Linked DNA regions of Mus musculus: region 2 is linked to region 1. The links are chromatin loops, found by intact Hi-C in ENCODE. Cell type or tissue: left cerebral cortex. All regions are shown on one strand. Links, peaks and the distances in the headings refer to the core of each region. The heading gives the core; the rest is flanking DNA.

The links. Hi-C counts contacts between places; a loop is a spot of excess contacts. Peaks named below come from ENCODE experiments on the same cell type or tissue, not always from the same donor. Only the 100,000 strongest peaks of a DNase experiment are listed, where the experiment ranks them.
Region 2: it touches region 1 in a loop (2.6-fold over the local background); 2 of 42 quality-filtered maps call a loop at or near these places.

What each region holds. Positions count from the first base shown.
Region 1 is chr4:124,200,451-124,211,368 of GRCm38, forward strand. No RefSeq gene overlaps it. Among named protein-coding and RNA genes, the nearest start is that of Gm40242, 66 kb to the right of the region's middle. In left cerebral cortex, for the core only: CTCF peaks have their summits at 3,478 and 4,954 (motif pointing left); DNase peaks (open chromatin) are centred at 2,642, 4,922, 6,182 and 6,269.
Region 2 is chr4:124,590,794-124,601,711 of GRCm38, forward strand. All of the region lies in intron 1 of Gm2164 (predicted gene 2164), which reads right to left. Among named protein-coding and RNA genes, the nearest start is that of 4933407E24Rik, 27 kb to the left of the region's middle. In left cerebral cortex, for the core only: CTCF peaks have their summits at 1,326 (motif pointing left) and 4,222; DNase peaks (open chromatin) are centred at 1,647, 2,489, 3,293, 4,307 and 1 more place; H3K27ac peaks cover 696 bases.

The sequences.
Region 1 (10,918 bases), core at 1,175-9,174:
AATCTGCTGGGGTGGGGGGACCTTTCAGGTAAGGTTGTTTAGTGTCAATAGGAGAAAGGATTACTGCCACCTCCTCCAGCAACAATATGCTAATCAACCCCCTGGGCCCACTCCGGGGCTGGGAAGCTGGGCAGCTAGCTGCCTCAGTCTGTCTCTGGAGCCTGATGGCTTCTGATTTAATGAGGGGGAGGGCATAGAACAGGCCCTGGCTCTTGGGAGTGGAATCAGACCATGCCACACAGGTCAGGGAAGCGTACAAGGGGTGGATCTGTCTGGACGACCGGCATGCAGAAGAATAGCAGCATCCTGGGCCCCCCAACACCCCCCTCAGCATTGCTCTAGGGTGGGCAGGAGCAGCAGAGCATGCTCCATTTATTAGAGAGACAGGCAGAGTCCCCTGAGAAAGGACAGAAATGCAAATATTTTTAAAGGAAATTTGAGGGCCGCAACCAGGGTATAAAGGAAACAGTGAGAGAGCAGGGGAGAAATGGGGGTCATTGTCCAAAGATGCCTTTGAAGGACTTGATACTAAGTTTGCACACACACACTTGGGAGGTGGGGGGTGTGCTAGGGTTCCCACCACCCCTCTAGAAAGGTTTCAGAGAAAGAACTCCTAAGGGTGGGCTTTACTTGGCCAGAGAACTGAAACACAGTGGTCGAGAGGGTCCGAGGGGTTGGGATTTTGAGTTTGAAAAGATTCAAAAGGGGGTCAATGAGATGGCTCAGCATGTGAAGGTGCTTGCCGCCAAGCCTGAAAACCTTATTGTACCCAGGTCTCACATAGTGGAAGGAGAGAATCGGTTCAGATGCTGCCCTCTGCCCTCTATATGAGCTCTCTGGCATCAGCGTGCACATTCTCTCTCTCTCTCTCTCTCTCTCTCTCTCTGAGTCTCTCTCTGTCTCTCTCTCTCTCTGTCTCTTTCTCTCTCTCTCTCTGAGTCTCTCTCTCACACAGAGACAGACAGAGATAGACACAGAGACAAAGACAGAGCAAGGATACATAAATGTAAAAATACTTTTTAAAGAAAAGACTTCGAGCCATGTGCTCTTTCATTCATTTAACTGCACACATGTTTCTTAGGTTTTACCTTTTGCCCAGCTTGGTGGAGGGCAAGCCAAAAGACTCAGCTCCTTAAGCTCCGGAGCAGCCACTAATCAAATCATTGTCCACATAGTGTGATGATAAGCTATGCCGAGGGCCAGTTGTGATCAGAGCATGGGGTTTCGACAGTCGCTGAGAGAGGAACTGGGTGCTGGCTGGCCTGGGAGGTCCTGGGGAATAACGCTAAGAACTGATTCAATGACAAGAGTCAAGTCGTCTCACAGGGAGAAGCACAGACCACTGTGCACCTGTGCATGACGCAGGCAACCGAGTATCTGAGCATGCGTGTCTGTGCCTGAGGGTTTGTCTTCCCGCAAGTCAGAGTGTGAGTGTGTGTGTGGGGGGGGGGGTGTGCCAGGGGAACAGGCAGGGAAAGGCTGTGTTCTTCTCACAATGTTGTGGGGTACATTCAAAGGATCTGAAATTCAGGTCTACCTCTATGCGTCATGTCCCTAGCCGGAAAAAGAGAAAGGAATTCTTTGGTTTCGTGAGCAACTTTTCCATGATCTGTGTCTCTTTCTTGAGCTTCTGTGGATGAGAGCACCTGGCTCAGTGAGCCTCCACCAGGACTTCTCTTTCCCAAGCCTACCTTCCAGCCTGCCTTCTTTGCTCGATGCCTCATTTGTACTGAGTGCTGCAAGAAATTTAGATTTCTCTCTCTGTCTCTCTGTCTCTGTGTGTGTGTGTGTGTGTTGAACTGAGATCATCAGGCATGCAGCATGGGCCTTTACCCACTGACTGGCTATCTCACCAGACTCACTGAGTGCTTTTTTAAGTGCATCTATTCCAGTTTCTTTTCTTTTGCTATGATAAAACACTGTGACCAAAAGCAGCTTTGGGAGTTAAGCGTTTGTTTGGTTTGTACTTCCAGGTCACAGTTCACCATGAGAAGTCAGGACAGAAGCTTGAAACAGAAACCATGGAAGTTGTTTGTTGAATCATTCTCTACCTGGCTCCTAGGCTCATACTCAACTGGCTTTCGAATATAGCCCAGGACCAACTGCCTAGGGAAAGTACCACCCACTGTGGACTGACCCTTCCTACCTCAGTTAGCAACCAAAACAATGCCCCACAGGCCTACCTGAAGTAGGCAGTTCTTCAACTAAGATTCCCTTTTTCAAGGTGATTCAAGTTGACAATAAAAATCTACCCAGCACATCTTCCAATCTGTTATGTTATTTGGTGGGTATTTGTTATCCCATTTTACAGATGGGAGGACGGGAGCTCAAGGGTCAAGTGACTTGTCGAAGATCAATGTCAACAAGAACAGAGAAGCTTGCTCCGGACTCAGAACTTGCCTTTCCCACACCTGCTTTTAACCTAAACCCCACACATTCCCTCCCCCCACTCCTGTTTCCCCCCTCCCTTCTCTCTCTTCCCCTTTCTCACTCTCCCTGGCTTCTACAAACATTGACAAGTTCACGATGAACGAGAGGCCTAGTTATTCACATAACACTGTGCCTTCCTGCTTTGCACAAATGTGGTTTCATAACAAGGATCTGATTCATGCTCAACTTTTGAGGACACCTATATCCGCATCCCGTTGCCAGCTCCTCGCAAATGTTAAGGTGCTGAGGGAGAATCATCGACATTTTAATGTTGGAAGCGCGTGCCTCAATCCACACAGGCAAACTGAGACCCTATGGGGAAAGGAAGCTTGGGAAGGACAGGCTGAATCACCAGTGGAGACAAAAAAATACAAAATTAAAAAACCAGACAGGGCCCCTTTGACTGTGTTCCAGCCAGTATTCCATTGAGGAATCCGGGTGTCCTTCTAAAAGGCACCCAGGAGAACATGGCAAGAGAATGCCCCACATTGATGAGGAACCCATGATCCCTAGGGGCAAAGGCACCGCCAACCATTCTAGAAGGTCTAATTTAATTGCCAGGTTTTAGGCTGCATGGTAAGTTCTCTTTGTTGATATGAAGAGACCTCATTCCTAGCTATTATGGAAGATACACCTATATTCAAGGGCACTGTTGCTCTATCTCAGAGGATAGGGAAGAGAGAGCCTGGGAGAGGCAGATATTGGCTGGCAGCAAGATATGCCTGCCTGCCTGCCTACCCTGTGACCACACTGCTGGTAGCCAAGGCTAGAAGAGCAGCTGCTGTCTGATGCTCTTCAGTATCCCTGCTCAGATGTGAGTCTGGAGGCTGGTGTTCCAAGGTGAGTTTGGATGCTCAAGAATCCTGGTCCTTGATTCCACTGGAGGAATTCTGCAATAACATGGAATTGACCTTGAACTTCAGCTTCCCCGCCTTTTCCCAGTCTGTGTCCCTGGACTGGCAACAAGCCCAAGGTGTTAGTTCCCTCATTTGTAGAATGTCTCCCAGGGTCATTGGGAGACTTTCTTGGAGATGGGTGTAGTACCATGCCTGCCCACTAGGGAGTGCTCAAGAAATGCACAAGCCCTTTCTTCCATCTTTGTCCTCTCTGCCAACCATCCTTTCTTTCCTCATGTCGTTCCTTATTGAGGACTAAGAGAGTTAGTGGGTGTCCTGGCACAAGCTAGAGTCATCTGAGCAGAGGGAACCTCAACTGGGAAAAATGTCTCTGTAAGACTGGCCTTTAGGCAAATTGGTGGGGCATTTTCCTGATTAGTGATTGATGTGGGAGGGTCCACTCTATTGTGCTACCCGAGTAGATAGTCCTAGGGTATATAAGAAGACAAACTGAGCAAACCAGGAGAAACCAGCTGGTAAGCGACATTCTTCCATGACTTCTGTTTCAGTTCCTGCTTCCAGGTTCCTGCTTTGAGTTCTGCTGTGACTTCCTTCCATGGACCATGATGTAGATCGATAAGCTGAAATCAACCCTTTCTTCCCCAAGTTGCTTTTGGTCACAGTGCTTTGTCATAACAGTAGAGAGCAAGCTGGGACAGTGGGGCTGGGTTAGGAGGAGCGACAGACTCAAGGTTGTCTTGCCCAGGAACTGGAAGGTAGTATTAGACTCAGCACAGGATGCCAGACACAAAAGTCACCCTTAGCTCTAAGGCCAGCTAAGTCACCAACCGTGGTCTCAGGAGATCAAGTGCTTGCTGGAAACCAAATGTGGCCCTTCAGGTGTCTAACTCTGGGCTGATGGTTCACTGGGCAAAGGATGCCAACTCCCAGACAGACTTTCAAGATCAGCTGCTGGATGGAAGTGGGTCAGACTAGGCATTTATTGGTACAAAATAAGTCCTCTATGGCAAAGTTATCATTTTCTTCTCCTGTTGTTATGCTTAGCTCTGTGGGTCAAGTCAAACGGACTGGCATCTTTAAAAAACAAACTGGGGCTGGAGAGAGAGAGAGAGATAGCTCAGCAGTTAAGAGCACTGTCTATTCTTCCAGGGGACCCAGGTTCAGTTCTCAGCACCCACATGGTGGCTAAAACCATCTGTAACTCCACTCCCAGGACATCTGATGCCCCCTTCTGGCCTCCACACTCACATGGTACCTAGACATACACTCAGGCAAAACACCCGTTCACATAGAAACAAATACATCTTAAAAACAGCCAAAGCAGTTAACTGCTACCAACTGACACTCACCTCGTAGCAAATATGTTACATACATTAACTCCATTAGAGTGAACCACGTATTGTGTTTCCTTATAAGTCAAAGCTCTGACTCCTCCCAGCCTGTGTAATAGGAATTCAGGAAAGAAACAACTTGAAGGGAAAAAAGGTTAATTTTGGCTCATGCCTCAGGGGGATTTCAGTTCATTGCAGTGGGTGTTGGCTTCATCCTTGGCCACTGAAGTCTGGGGCTGTGCACGTGGTGCAGACCAAGAAGCAGAGAGCTTAGGGCAGGAACAAGAGGTGAGCATGCTGTTCAAAGACTGGCCCCTAGTGGCCTTCCCTTACTTCCAAGAGACAAGCCCCATATTTTGAGGGCTCTGCAGCTGTCAAACTAGTGCTAAATCCTAAGGACAAGAGCCCGTGGGCTGCATTTCAGATTAAAAGCCTAACAGGTCATAACGGGATTTTGATTTCATAGAACTGACATCCTATAAGAAAGAGACTCCAATGTATGTGTTTTCTCCCCTACTCTCTCTCTCTCTCTCTCTCTCTCTCTCTCTCTCTCTCTCTCTCTCTCTCTCTCTGTGTGTGTGTGTGTGTATGTGTGTGTGTGTGTGTGTGTGTGTGTGCGCGCGTGAGATATAGTGAGAAGGTAGTCGTTTGCTTGCCAGAAAAGGGCCCAAAGGCCAGTATCCTTAGCACCTTCAGTAGCGTTGGCCCCTACCTAGTATGTGTCCAGAGCAGTGGAGAAAACTGAGCAGTTACTCCCAACATGGCTGGAAAGCTGACTGGTTAGCAGAAATGGTAATGTTCTCTTTCCTCTCAGCTCTGTCTTCAGTGACACCATGCTGGTACTGTGACCCACCATAGCAGTAGCATTTACACTGCAGGAATTGGTAGACACTACAAACTAGAGCTTTTACATGGAGGAGCCAGTTATTAAACCTTCAGCACACGCTATTATAGACTACATCAAACATATAGAAGAAGTATGTAGGGGCCAGGATCTTAGACAGCAAGGGTCTTGGTCCTTCAGGACATTGCCTGGTGACATGCTCTGGGTTTCATCGGCTAGAACACATGTTAAAGCCCTTGAAGACAATCAGGTCCACGCTTCATTTCACAGATGGAAAGCCGGGGTCCAGAGAGAGGAAATGACTTGCCTAGGGTCTCTCGGCACACGTGGCAGCAGTTCAAGGTCATCTCTATCTAATCCGCTCAAACTTATAAATCGTGTAGGTAGCGGGTAGTGGTGGGGGTGATATGCCAGAGGTTTTCTGGCCTAGATCAAGCATCCACGCTGCTATTTGGGGGAAGATTTCGTGAGGATGGGGTTGTGTTTTCCTGGTTTCCTGGCTGTTCCTTCCTCTTGTGTTTGCACACCCCACAGGGTGTAGTAGAGAGATAAGCGAGATGCACACTCTATAATCAATAATGCAGCTTCTTCTGTCTCTGAGTGGAGTCTGTGGAAGTCGATGAGAATAGCACAGCTTGTAAATGTGCAGATTGGACCGGAGCCCTAAAGTGCACCCTAGAAAACACGGCTGCGTGTTCTTCATCTACAGCTAATTATAACTTTATTCATTACAGTCTGGCTCATAAGATTATAGACCTAAATCAGGAATAGAATATGTGTTACATATATATTTTTATAATACTTTTCCTCCGTCAGAAGTGAGTCTCTGCCTCGATCGGAGGCGTGAAGTCAGAGTCCCGTCCCTGAGTCAGGCATCTGCAATGTGGCATTTTCTGTCGCCGCCCCACACTTTGCTTAAAGCAACGTGAAGGTGTTAAACAACTCAGAACGAACCCGCCCCGCCCGCCCCACCCGGCAAATCACAGCGCCTGTCAAAGGAAGATGTAGAAGGAGTTATTAATCTTTGGGGCCAACTGTTTTTAATTATGTACATACAGTATTCAAATTAGTTTCAAAATGGTCTTGGAGGTTCAGTTCTTCCCCGCAGTTTATCCTGCCGGGCGTGCGGCCTGTAAGGGCCAAGGCCGAAGTCAAGACTGAAGACTGCCCTTGATCTATAGGGCTGTGGATCCTTGATCCACAGAACCCCTTGAGGATCAGTGTTTGGACTTCTTCCACTGTGGCTCTTTCCTTAGGTAACCTCAGTGCAGGCCTTGCTCTGGAATAGCATCTATATGCTAATGATGTCAAAACATGCTCTCTAGCCCTATTCTGTGCTCTTACCGGCACACGTACCTGCTCCACTTCAGTTTCTTCTTGAGGGCTTTGTAGACATCTGAAGGCTTCGATGCTCAAAGCAAAACTTGATCTCTAGCAAAGCATACCCTGCCCTGTGCTGCCCCGAGTATTCACATATACACGGTCACTATTTCTCAGTCAGTAACCACATCGGTGTGCTCACCCTGCAAAGCCATGGGATAGTCTGGATTCTTCTTTGCTTTCCATTCCCACACCAATGAGCGTATTTAATGGCCGACACACATTATACCCAGACGTATTCTCCTCCTCAACTGTGTCGTAGGTGCTCCCCGGTTGTCACCGTCTTGTCCTAGGCCACAGTAGCAGCTCCTTAGATCATATCACTGCTTCCTGCCTTGTATTTCCAAGGCCTATTCTCTACCCAGTAGCTGGAGGAAGTCTTTACACAGTTGTGTCCACTTCTCGGCTCACAGCCCTCCCATGGCACAAGCACAAACTCCAGATGCTCTGCAAGAACCTCGAGGGACTCTTCCTGAATCCAGTCCCAGCCTGTCCCCCGGCTCTCATCATCATGCTTCATGCTGTATGACAAGTCACTGGAACTCTTGAAACTCGTTAAGCCTCAGATACAGGACACACTCATTCTTCACCACTAAGATTCATCTTGTCATTAACCAGGTTGGAATCCGTCAACTGTTAGTTCTTCATGAGTTCTTCCCAGAGGCAGAGTCTGGACAGGGAGAGGGATGACCAACCCTTTCCACACCATCTCAGAGTACTGTCCTTATGGCTAACTCTTCTTGATGATATAACAGAATCCTTGACCAACATTGGGTATCTTTTGTTTCTTCCTTCCTTTCTCCCTCCTTCCCTTCTTCCTTCCTTCCTTTGTATGTATGTATGTATGTATGTATGTATGTATGTATGTATGTATGTATGTATGTATGTATATAAGTACACTGTTGCTGTCTTCAAACACACCAGAGGAGGGCATCAAATCCCATTACAGATGGTTGTGAGCCATCATGTGGTTGCTGGGATTTGAACTCAGGACCTTTGGAAAAGCAGTCGGTGCTCTTAACCACTGAGCCATCTCACCAGCCCCTAAATGTAGACAAAGACTCATACATGTAAATAATTTTAAAAAGATTTATTTATTTTATTTACATGAGTACACTGTTGCTGTCTTCAAACACACCAGAGGAGGGCATCAGATCCCATTACAGATGGTTGTGAGCCACCATGTGGTTGCTGGGATTTGAACTCAGGACCTCTGAAAGAGCAGTCAATACTCTTAACCTCTGAGCCATCTCCCCAATCCTGGGTATTTTTCATAATCTTTGTTAAACTTGTTTTCTGAGGCAGGGTCTTTCACTGGACCTAGAGCTCACTGATTCTGCTGCCAGCAAGTCCCAGGGATTCTCCTGCCTCCACCTCCCCAGTGCTGGGATTATAGGTGCACAGTACTACACGGGTGCTGGGGACCTGAGCATCGGTCCTTATGTCTGTGTAGTCAGAACCATAAGGACTGAGCCATTTCCTTAAAAACTCTCCTGCTCCCAGTTAGATGCTCTCTTTCATTCCATTGAGTTCTCAGATTCCTTGGCATCCCTGAGGGCAGGACATGTTCCGGCCTGCTTCTCCCTCCTCCATGTATAGCACTGGGTCTGGCACACAGTAGGCATACTGCAAAGAGACGATGAAAGCCAGTTGGCTCCTTAGCTGTCTTGTAACAACAGAGTTTCTTTGCCTCCACAGTCCTGCCTTTTCCTCAAAGTGTTAGATGGTAAGACCATCAGGAGCAAGTCCGAGATCCACCCACCCACCCACGCCTGGACTCTCCTGGTGCTATAACAGTGCAGAGTCCTTAGCAAGCACACAGTACATTTCTGTAGCTCAGAACTCACCACGGAGGGAAGTGTTGGGTCATCTTAAGCCAGTGAGAAGGATCGGCGTTGACTAGTGTTTGAGTCTTCTCTGCAGTGTCTTGGTTGGAGTCCTACCCAATAAAGAGGTACACATAGTCTTCTGACATTTTTGTTAAAAACAAAGGGAGACAAGAGAGTTTTCCCCCTTTTCCCGAAGATGGCAAATGAGGCCTGGCATGAAACATAGATTCACAAGGTTTTTTGTGTGCAAACAATATATCCATTATAGAAGAGTTTTATATTCCCTCATCTGACACGCAAGGGTGGCGCTTTGTATAAACCACATTGTTTGAGCAGAAAATTGTATTCTACAGATTTCATTTTGATAAGAGAATCCTGGCTTTGTCACCCAGCAACATTTTAAGAAGTCACATAAAGAGGCAATGCCTTGAAATTGTATTTTCCTAGTGAGCTAACTCTGGTAGGAATCACCACTTCCCACAGTTCCCTGTTACATTCTGAATAGTCTTGGTTTGATTGGAAATGTGTGCTGGCCAAGGCCATAGTCTTTTGTGGCAGCTACCCTGGGTGTGTGTCACTCATGTCAATGACACCAAGACCATCATTGTTATTGTCATCATTGTCGTCATCGTCATCATCATCATCATTGATGTTCACCTTTGTTGAGGGTAGTCTGTGCCTTCTGGGTAGTATCTTTGGAAATTCCACTTGTTTCGTTCTAGAGACCCAGAATCACATAGCCCAGCCTGGCCTCAAACTCCTCATAAATCCAGCCTGACTGTGCATGTCTGACCCTCCTGCCTCCACATCCTGACTGTAGGGATCACAAGCATGCACATCCATGTCTAGGTTATGCTGTGGTGGAGACTGAACCCAGGGCCTTCTGAATGCTGCCTCTTCAGTGCCCTGTCAACTGAGTCACATCTTCAGGACGGATATCCCTGGCTCATCAAAAAAGTGGTGCGGTGGACAGAAACCTGTCTTTCCACTTCCATAGGCTTCTCCTGACAGCAAGGGGGAAATTCTAGACAGTCTCTCTTTGATATGGAAGGAGTCATAGAGCCTGGAAGTTCATGTGCCAGAGGAGACATGATTCACAGTCACCGTACTGTGTGGGAAGGACGAACTGGGACGCAAACTGCCAGCACGCTCCAGGGTTTGCCTCTCGGTAATGCGAGCTTTGCAGTCTGGCCAGGAGTGAGCTTTTTACCATAAACATTCAGGGCATGCTGCTTATGTTTTAAAAGTGACGTGTTTTAATTTCCAGCCAAAAATACTATATGTTTGGATTGCAGTTTCTCAAGTTGCTAAAAAATTATTCAGAGGAGATGAAAACCTGCCATGCGGTAGAGGAAGCAGCCTGATGTTTAATGCAAAGGCGAGACCGAATCTCTCCGAACGAGGCATGGTCTCCTCTTTAAACCCGCCTGTGAACATGAATGCGGCAGAGCTGAGACATTTGGGGTCTGCCACGAACTGGTGTCATCTATGGTCAACTTGGATGCCCTTGGAAACATCAGGGAAAATTCATTTAAATGCATCCTCTTTTTTCCCATTTATTATGGATAGAGAAGACAAAATAAACCCATGAAGCTGCAGGAGCAAGGAGCTTTCAAATTTTAATGTCTTGTGATGGTAAAGGTTGCTTCCCACCTATATATGAGGAGTCAGAAAGAGGCTGTGCTCTGTGCCCCTGTGTGCTCTGATGGGGATGGGGGTGGGGGTGGGGGTGGGAGTAGCACCCACCACCTTGAACACTGTCAGTCACCACACAACAGGGAGCTTGGGAGCACTGCAGTGACGGCTAAACACCAAACAGTTAAATGTTCTGGTCCAGAAGCAATACGTGTCATCTCTGTTGACAACTCATTGACCAGAGCTGGCTGCCTTGAGACACACCATCTCTGTGCAATGCGGTCTGTGCCTGGAAGGAGAACCTGAGAGTAGCAAACAGCATCCAGGCCTCCACGCTGGCTATCGAGTATTGAGTGCACATGAAACGGCAGAAAGGAAAGAAAGAGCCCATACTCATATCTCAGCGGGAGAGAAAGCTTGACTCCTAACTTAATTTTAATTCATTCTGAACAAGATGCAAGATCTTTCCTTTTATTTTTCTCTCTTCTCTCTCTGTCCTTTAATATCTAAGAAATTGTCTGTAAAATCTCTTTGTACTTGAAAAGCAACTAAGCCATTAAGGTTAAGATGGATTCTTTAGTCTGGGTAGGTGTAGATGTAAGGGTGTGTGTG
Region 2 (10,918 bases), core at 1,148-9,147, 390 kb after region 1:
CTAAAAAGGCAGGGGGAAATAATAAACACAGAGAGAAAAGCTGTAGCTTTAATTTAATGCCCCAGGAGCCGGTATGGCTCTGGAGTGAGTCCCTGAGAGTGAGGCTTCGCGGAGGCCTGCACGGCAGCAGCCCGAGGCCCAGTGTCTTCAAGAGAGTTGAGAGAACAGAAGGATGAGAGGGAGAAAATGGGGGAGGGGTGGTGGAAGGAAGAACAGAAAAAGAATATGGGATGAGGTCAGGAAAGAGGACGCCATGCCATGCAAAACCACCAAAGCGCCAGCCAGCAGGTCCTTCTCCAAGAGTCCCCAGCCATGGGAAACCAGAAGGAGGCTTCCTTCTCAGCAGAGCAAAGAATTGGCGGGGGGGGGGGGGGGGGGGGGGCAGGAAGCCTTAGCTCAAGGCAAGGATGAAGATACACACACCAAGAAATACACCCACAATGGGGAGGTCCTAGGAGGAGAATAAGAAGGGAAAACTGTGGTCAAGATATAATATATGAGAGCAGAATGAACAAACAAACAAAAACAAATAAGGTGGGGTTGGGGATTTAGCTCAGTGGTAAAGTGCTTGCCTAGCAAGCCCAAGGCCCTGGGTTCGGTCCTCAGCTCCGGAAAAAAGAAAAAAAAGAAAGAAAAAAAAAAAAAAAAAAAAAAAAAACAAATAAGGTAAAGAAATGCATCCACAAATGAGCCCAGACACAGACCTCAAGGACACATGCACAAGCATGGGGGGGCTCTGCAGATGTGTACAGACAGAGGCACTCTGACACAGATGTGCAGTAGCACATGACCAGATGGATGCCAACAGAAGGGCGTGGTCCACATCCACAGACACGGGCAGGTATCCCGTGCTTATGCAATGGACACTCTTACACAGGCAGGAAGAGCATAGAACCCACATTCCCGGACAGGTGTCCACAGACAGAAGAGTAATGCTCACACTAGATTAGTCACACTGGAAATGTGAGCAGAAGCATGCAGCTCAGAGGCAGAGTGATGCCGTAGCTTGCACAAGACCCCGGGTCCTGTCTCTGGTACAGCAAAGATTAACAAAATCAAACAGGCATGCAGACTCACTCTCACATACACCTCAACACAGGGGTGCTCAACTATATAACTCATGTATTCCTGAACTGATATGAACACACACACACACACACACACACACACACACACACACACACACACACATACAGGCTGGAGAGATGGCTCAGCAGTTAAGAGCACTGACTTCTTCCAGCAGTCCTGAGTTCCATTCTCAGAAACTCTATGGTGGCTCACAACCATCTGAAATGGGATCTGATGCCCTCTTCTGGTGTGTCTGAAGATAGCTATATATAAAATAAATAAAAACAAAACAAAACAAAAACACACACACATATACCCCTGTGTGAGAGCACATGCACCCAGACATGTCCTCTGACATACATGCTCACGGCATGTGCTGAAACACTGGCACTTCCCACGATAGCCTGCAACATAATCCTAGCCCAGCCTGGCTTTTGCCATCCCTGGAGACACTCTCCTCAAGTCAGGTCACCCCTTGGCTCACTCTTGCCAACTGCTAGCTTTGACTAACTCCCTAGTACACAGCCGCCCACCTGCGTCTGCCCACTGGCCCAGGGCCCAGGCCCTAGTTGCCAATTCAACCAAATTTCACACCCAACAGTGGAGCAGAGCCAGTGGGCTTGTTGTGGCCCGCTTGGTTCAACAACATGGGGTGGCTCAGGGGAGCTGGTATCCTGTAGCAGCAGAGAGAACAGCCCCATGCGTGGGCAGGCCTGCCCTGAGAGGTCTCTGTTGCTGCCTCTCCAAGCCACCCACACTCTCCTGCCTTAGGCAGCCTCACCTCTGAATGGGACAATATGGATGCCCCCGCTGACATGCTCAATTGATACATCCCCTCCCAGATGACAAAAGCCTTTCCCTAACCCCCCCCCCTTGTTTACTTATTACAGCTACCCTCCTGCATCAGCTTTATACCAGGAAGCTGTGCTCCAAGCCAAATAACTCAGTCACAGCAGTAGACAGGCTCTTGCTCCAACTGTATCTTTCACGGCCAATAAGTATGTAGCCTGTAACCTGCCAGGGTGCAAGGACTTGGCCACTGCAGACATCACTAATCCATCCCCGTCACAATTGACAAGCATGGTCAAAGGTGCCACCGTCAGAGAAACCGTAATGCCATCTTCAATCCTGTTTCCATCCAAGTCCTCCCCAGTCCCATGACTCGGAGCGAAGGGAGAGGGACAAGACAGTCACTGCTATCACTCCACTCACAGAGGAAGAAACTATGTGGAGTCTGAGAGCCAAGAGCAAAACAAGGCTTCCTGAAGACAAGGCCCTACCATGACCATCACTCAGGTAGCACCATCCTGAGTGTCTGGGAGTCAGGTGGTGAAGAGAGCAAGCTCCTCCCAACAGAAAGGGACAGAGCCTTCCACTAATTGGTTCAAGTACTTCTTTTGACCCTAATTAGTTATTTGTCATGTCTCCATTTGCATACCAGAAAGAGGCAAATTTGCATATTTGTAAATGAGACTGGGCCTAGATGTGGGTTCTGGAAGAGCCTGGCAGTTGCTGGCAGGCCTGGGAGGCAGCTGGCTCTTGCCACTAAGGCTTGGGAAGGGGAGATCTGGAAGACAGCTCCTTGGCTACAGGCTGAAAGGTGCTCTAAGAGGGGGTTGGGGGGTCAGACAGGACAGCCTTTCTCCACTCCCTCCCTACCCTGGAGCTAAATTGAGTGCTGGGCAGCAGTGGGGATGGGGGAGCCCAATACTGCTATTTTGATTAGATGGGAGAAGGAGGGGGAATATAAAGTGATTTCAGGACGTTCTGTGCTAAAAACCTTCTGTTCGCATCCTTGGATAGAACCTGTATCGCTTACAGGGGGTGGGGCCCCCCTCCTTGGTGGGCCCCCCTCCCTCCTCTCCATCCCCAGAGAGGAAAATGTTCAGGAGAGGTGGAGGTCAGAAAGCATACCCCGATGGCTTCTCACCCCCCTTCTCCCTCTTGAACTCTTACTCTGACACCCTCTGCCTCTCTCCTGGGCTCTTACTTTGACACCTACAGTCGATCTACTTGCACACACACACACACACATGCACGCACGCACACACAGGCACGTGCCTCAGCCTTCTCCCCCACCCCACCCCACCCCCGTACTGAAACACTCAACTCCTCCAGAATCATAGAGGTACACACGCAACTCAACTGGAGAGGCACATTCGCACATGCAAACATTCCCAGGCTTTCCTCAACACACACATTCACGCCCTTACACATACAGACACACACGCAAACACTTGAACATAGATGTAGGCATACAGACTCACTTAAGCTGTGCATAAATATTTACACACAAGACATACTCATGCGAGCACATCCTTGCTAGGACCAAATTTCTTGGAAATTTCTGGAGATTCTGACCCCTCTCTGCCAGGGCATCTGGTGCCTCTTTGGGGGAAGAGACAAAGAGACTAGGGAACATCCCTTTTTGTTATTGTTATTTTCTTTCTAGTTTTTTTTTTTTTTAACCGTTTCAAGGTCTCACATAGCCAGGGTGATCCTAAACTCACTATGTGGCTGAGATTACCTTGAACTTCTGCTCTTCCTACCTCTACCCCCCTCCCACTTGCTGGCATCACAGGTATGTCCCACTGTATCTAGTAGATAGAAAGGGAATCGGTGTGTCCCCCAGAAATAAGACTTCAGATCAGCATCCGGACCAGCTCTTCCTGAGAAAGCCAATGACCAGTAAATACCCTCGGCTCTTTGACCTCAATCCTGGAACAGAAAGGGGGGCAGGCAGGGATGGAAATGGGAGAAGCTAAGGTAGACTGATAGTACCTGGCCCAAGCATCATCGACTTGTGATTTCCTTGTCAACCTCAGAGGCCAGCGTGACCTAAAGGGATGTGAGCTGCTGCATCTTCAAGCATAGGGACACTGTGATTCTCAACGCAAAGGACCATCCACTGGCTTCTGGGGTCTGAGATCCGGGCAGTAGGCTCTGGGGCCTGGAGACACAGGGTCAGGACCCAGAGCCGCTGCCACTGTCCCCATTCCTGGGCACCACCTCTCCAAAGCCTTATCTCAAAGGCAAGCTAAATAGCTCTGTATTTGTAAATTAAATATAGCCGTACTTCAGCTTTCCAAAGAGCCGGGAAGGAGAGAAGGAGAAAGAAAGAGAGGAAGGGAAGAAAAGCTGCCGCCCTCAGGAAAGTCTGGCTGGTACAGATTGCCTGAGTCATGAATATTCATCTGGCGAATGAGGAGAGCGGGAGTTTGCATAACAGCTCCACCCACCCAACTGAAAGAAATGTCACCGCCTTTGCCAATAAAGTGCCAAAGGAAGCTGGTAGAGGCTGCCAGCCAGACGGTGCCAAACTGCTGACTTCCACTCCTAGTCGTGGAGAACGTACATTGTTTCCGGCCCAAGGAGCGCCACTCGGGGCTGAGGAATGGAGCTGGCTCCTGGGAAAGAACCAGGAAGCAAAGTTGAAAGTGGCACAAGCCACCCACAAGAAACCTAACGGCAAGAGAGGCCGCAGCCTGACTGTTTTTGGCTACCATCAAGGACCCTGGTGGGCCAGCATCCCAGCTTGCCTCAGCTGACAGTATCAGGGTATGGACTGCCTTAAAGAAACCTCAAAAGGGGTCTTCTCGAGTCTCTTGAGTCTTTGAGGGCTGGAAGGCAAGGAGATAGGACAAGTGTCACTTGGAGAAAGCGCACCCACCTTCTGTAGAAGGTTATATTCCAACTGTCAGGAATTTGTCTTTCTCCAGGTTCACAGTCATTTCCAGGGAGATATCTTTTTTCCTCACACCCATCCTTAAGACAGGAAGTTTCCCTGTCCTCTGACTGCTCCAGTCCCGAAAGGGACCTGGTTCCCAGAAGCTGTGCTTCCATGCTGACTGTGAGATTCCAGCCCAGGACAGGACTCAAATGACAATCCTCAAACCATTTCAATGGAACTGCTACTTCTATCCATCCCATCCTCACTCCTGCATCAGATCGGAGCCTCTACAGAGTCTCTGAATGGCGCTGGTTAAGTCTCCTGGGTCAAGAGCGTCCATCTCAGCCTGGCAGTTCAGTGTGGACCCACTGAGATCAAAGTCGGTCTCCTACCCCTAGATTCCCTCTTGAGAAGGCTAGGAGAGAAAATGCCACTCTGCGGGGCACCATCTGAGTGGCACCTCTGGGTGTCATTGCAAACACACTGCCCACTTGCCTGTCTGGCACAGCTGGCTCCCGACAGTGATCACCTGAACGAACAGGAAAACCGGAGCTCTGTACTCAGAGCTTTTCTCGGGGTACAGAAAAGCAAGTAGGACAGTGGGCGTTGCCAGCTGCTGCTCCCACAGTGTGGAATTTAGGCTGTGGATTCGGGGCTGGGTAAGGATATACACACGTGCACACCTTCACAGACTGCTCAGTTCGAGCATCTGAGGACTCTTAGGTAGAACACATAAAGACACACAAGCCAAGAGGGGGAGGCTGCAGGATCTGAGGGGAGAGTACCCACTCTGAGAAACCAGGAAGGCCCCTCCTAGGGCTCACGGGACCCCTGAGGCTTGTGCTAACACAAACCCAGAACTTAAGCTCGCTCAGCTGAGATTTGTCTCCGCTGTGCTTGGGGCTCCCAGGAGCCCGGATCCTTTACTGCTTCTGCCACAGTGAAAACATCTGCGGTAGGGTGCAGAGGCCTTCAGAGAACAGACCTAGAGTCTGCCTCTTTGCCATGTACCCACCCTGACCCCAAAACAGCCCCAAATCCTGTCACCTTCTCTAGCCCATTCATCCTACTAAAGATACACTGTTAAATTCAAAGATTTCTGCAAATGTGTGGAGAATTCTAAAATCCACACTGAACAAATTTCTTCCCCGAGGGACTACTCAGGGCCTTTACTGTTTACACACGGGCCAGTCTGTGAATTTGACATTTCACGGACCCAGAATCCTTTTCTGTGGAACACTTCAAGAAACTAAGATTCATGGGGTTAATTTTTTAGGAAAGTGTTTCCACAGATTAAAACATCTAATCCCCCAGCCTCCGCTCTTCTCCTAAGTGGGCCTCTCACCAGCCTGCGCCTTCCCTCAAGGTGAGTTCTGCCTGTGTGCATAACACTCCTCTTGCTCTGCTTCCCAAGAGTCCAGAACAACCTCCACCCTCCTCCTGCCAGGGCCCCCTATGTTCCCACTCACTCAAAATGTTGTCTTTGACCCAAGCTTTCTCCTTGAAAGTCTTCCCAGCAAAACATGATAGCCTCTTTGTCTTGCTCTACTCCTAAGTCCTGCATTTGAACCCACAAACAGATTTCTTGTGCTCAGTGCTGCAGACGGTAGGGCTCCCATTTGCCTTCCCTGGATACTCAGATGGGGGATTCTGTGGGCACTCCAATGTCTGTGCACTGACTGCTATGCTACCTATGGTCAGGCTTTTTTCAGGATGTCAACCAATGTGAATGTGCTTTACGATCTTATCAGCTCAGACTCCTGAGCTCATCCCATGAGCTGCACTTATCCTGAGCTCCTGGCTAGATGCTTCTTGACACCAAGCTTGGGGTCTATGTCTACGTGGATGGAGAGCTGGCTCCACCAGCCATCCTTGCTCTAACTCAGGCATCGCTTCTTCCACGCCTTCTTGGGCCATCTTCCAAGCCCATGCTCCAGCCCAGGCAGGGCCATGAGGTTCAGTTCCCCACCAGTTCCCTTCTGCTGGTATTGTCCCCCTGGACTGACTATTGAGAGAAAGACTTGAGGCTTCTTCCAGGCTCAGCAGAATGGCTGGTGATGTCTGCCGGAGCCTGCAGAGAGACAAGCGGCACACATGCCTGTTACTGACATCCTAAATCAGGGCTCCATCACTTTCCAGTCTGCAGTCCTGTAACTGAAATCCTCTATACTACATGTGACAGTGGCCAGACCGCTCTCTCCTCCATCAAAACCACTCTCCACGGTCACTAACAGCCTCCCGTTGGTCGAGTCCTGCATTCCTTCCCCACCTTCATGACTTTGCACTATTACATATGGCTGACTTTAAAAAATGTACTCTGTGACACCATGGCTCTCACTTGTCCCCACCCATGTCTTCCTCCCCCAGCTCTAGAGCAAACTTTGTCCTCAGAGAGACAGCCACCTCCGCCCCGTGGGAGGCAGCCATTGCCACCACCACACGCCCTGGCGCCTCCACTTTCCTCCACAGTTCACACTCTCGGGCTCGCCATCCACGCACAACCCTTCGGGCCTTGCTTGTCATGCCTTTATCCACAGGAGCTGAACCATAGAGTGCTCGGCCTTCTAGTTAACACTTATCTTCCTTCCCAAGAGAAAGGAGTTTATCATTTGTCCTGGTTGAAAACCATGATTCATCTTCATTATAAAGCTCAAAATCAAACCAACGCTCAAAAGTATGAAAAAGAAAGTGAAAAATCCCATCACCCAGATATAACTCCTAGCATTCTGGTGAACAGGCTTGCAGACATATCTCTATGCATATATACACATGGAGCGCCATGTATATAATTTTATAGCTAAGAAGTTGTATTATACATACTGTTCTCGCTGACACCTGCTTTTCCTGCTCAACAATATGTCATAGACATCTTTCTATGTCAATAAATAGAGCTTTACAAAATTATTCTAATTACTCAGTAGTACTCCATTGTATGTGTGCATCTTTATGTTCCTGGGTCTCTATTGATGATCACGTAGGATGTTGTCAAGATTTTCCTCTCATCAACAACGCTGGGATAAACATCCGCATACGTATCTCTTTGCTCATTTTTGTACATTTTCGCTCTTTAAACTAAACACTGGCGAACGAGGCTGCCATGATAGTGGAGAGAGTAGTTCTAATTTTACCATGCTGCCCTTCACAAAGCCTCCCATGAAAGTCCAGTCTGTAGCCATGAGCCACAAGCAGCCCTGGAGAGCTATAAGAAGGCCCAAACCAAAATCATATACTTTTCTTTAAACACCAGTTTTGTTTTGTGTGATCTTTTTTTTTTCAAACTGGATTGCACAGTTCTCAAGCATGAACTTTGCAGATGACAAAGTCACATTGCAATGTCAAAAGCTCAGCCTCCTCGAGCCCTGTGACCACTGCCTGTGACAGAAGCCACACTCTAACACCTGTCTGCCCACACTTTGCCAGCCCCGGTCTTATGAGGCTTCAGAAATGCATACAAGGCACAGAACAGTGGCTCATACTGACACTGCTGAGATCATGAGGGACTATAAAGAGTTACGTGTCTTTTCATTTATCTCTGATTATTTCCTTTCTGAATTGCCTGTCCATGTCCTTTGCCCGTGTTGATGATAAAATATTTGTTCTTTTTCTTAATAATCTATATCTGATCTGTGCACATGAAAAATTAAATTTTTCTAGCATTTATCCCTTCTGTACTTTCCTCTTTATTAATTTTGTTTGTTTGTTTGTTTGTTTTTTGGAGTCAGGGTTTCTCAGTATATCCCTGGCTGTCCTAGAACTCTATAGACCAGGCTGGCCTCGAACTCAGAAATTCACCTGACTCTGCCTCCCAAGTGCTGGGATTAAAGGCCTGTGCCACCACTGCCTGGATCCTCTTTATTAATTTTATGTGTGTGTGTGTGTGTGTGTGTGTGTGTGTGTGTGTGTGTGTGTGTGTGTGTGTTTGTGCGCGCGTGCGTGCTTCATGTGTTTGGGTGCCTATGTAAAATGAATGGCACAGAACCAGGAATTGATGCAAAAAGCAAGAGGAATTTATTGTTCCAAGGTGTTGGGATCATCCTACACCCGAAGGAGAAGTGGCGACCCTGCGCGCAGCTCATTCAGTGAGCTTTTATACAGTATTCAGCAGCCACTAGGCACAATGTGATTGGCAGAACAGTATGACTTTTAAACTGGTCGGTCTTTAGGGAATGAGGTGACAAGGACTTCCCCCAGCACAATCCCAGGTGGTTGTGGGAGTACAGGAAGCAACTACTCTTCACCATTCTCTTCAACTTTTGCCCACTCCACTCATCTGCCCACCCACCACCCCCACACCGCCTTCTTTTGGAGGCTGGCCTCGAACTCATTATTCAGGTAATGATGACCATGAAACTCTTTTGTTTCGTTGTTTTAACAGTATCTTATTATACAGTTCTAGCTGGCCTGAGACTGATGGAGATGCTTCTGCCTCTGCCTTCCAAGTGATAGGATTAAAGGTGTGCACTGCCACACATAACCCTTGATACTGCCTGTACATATAGGGGCTGGCGAGATGTCTCAGTGGTTAAGAGCACTGACTCTTCTACCAGAGGTCCTGAGTTCAATTCCCAGAAACAACATGGTGGCTCATAACCATTTGTAATGGGATTCGATACACACTAAATAAATAAATAAATAAATAAATAAATAAATAAATGTATTTACAGTCTCAATTCTGACAGTCCAGTGTATACGTTTTAACACTTAATTGTGTGCATGCAGAAGCCAGAGGACACCGTGTGGAAGTCTATTCTCTTCTTCTACTATAGTGGTCCCAGGAATTGAACTTGGGACATAAGGCTTGGCAGCAGATGCCTTTACCCACTGTACCATCCTTACCAGCACACATTTATTAATTTCTTATGACTTCTGGGTATCACAGCATGCTTAAAAGGATGTGCCCCATCTTAGGGTGAACAAAGAATGCATTCACGTGGTTTCCACAGTTTTTTAGCTAGGAACCCTGTTTATGTTGTAAGGACTGTCCCATATATCCTGCTCAATTGAATCTATAAAATTGTCCATATATTCCCAATTCCATTGAAATGACAATTTATCATACCAAAAAAAAAAATCCCCTAAATATTTGGATCCATTTCTGGACTTTCCAATCCGTCCCAATGAAAGAATGGAGTTAATCTTAACATGAGAGTTTTAATGAGTGTCCTTTGTAAAGCATAGTAATTTCTGATAAGTATTCATTTTTTTCATCATTGGAATTTTCTGACTTCTCTCCGTTTTTAATCTCTTCCAGATCAGCTCTAAGATTACTTTGGTAAATTCAAAACAATTTTCTCTAGGCCTCTTGGTTTTCTTAATTTTGTGCACTCGTGTAGGAAGATCTGGTGCCGCTGGGGTGGTCCTAGAGCTTCCGAAAGCACAAGGCGAGTGTCATAGCTACTTGTCTGTCTTCCATTCTCCAAAAGTTTCCTGGTTTTCTTCATGTGATGGCCCAGCTCTGATGAAGCTCACCCCTAGGCAGTCTGTGGTTTCGGTGTGGAAGAGGCCTTGGCATTTTAGATAGCCACTATAAATGCAAAGCCTGCAGGGTAGGATAGCACTCCCCCAGCACTGAGGAGGCAGAGGCAGGCAGATTGCTTCAAGTTTGAGGCCACAGAGTGGGTTTCAGGCCAGGTCAGCCATGATTACATAGTGAGACCACGGGATCTTGAGTTTGGTTTGGCTTGGTTGGTTGGTTTGGTTTGGTTTTAGAAGGAGGAGGAAGAGGAAGATGGGAGGCAGAGAGGAAGGAAGGACGGAAGGAAGGAAAAGAAAAAAAGAAACAATGGACTATTCCATTTTGTTTTGTTGTGGTTTTGGTTTTTTGGTTGGTTGGTTGTTGTTGCTGGTGTTTGGTTCTTTTGTTTTTGTTTTTGTATTTTGAAATGGGGTGTCTCTTCATAGCACAGGCTGCCCTGGAATCACTATGAAGATCAAGGACAAGTTGGCCTCAAACCCATAGAGATCTTCTTGCCTCTACTGCCTGTGTGCTGGGACTTAAAGGGGAGTGCCACCATACAGGGCTTTATGAGGGCATTTTACTAAACTTTTTTTTTCCTCCCAGCTGTTTTTCTAAACAATCACCTCACCTCCCCCTAATATCATCTGCTCACCTGTCCAGTATCAACACATTCTATTCAATATTCATGTCTGCCTTCGGTGTCTACGACCTCAGGCAAAGTG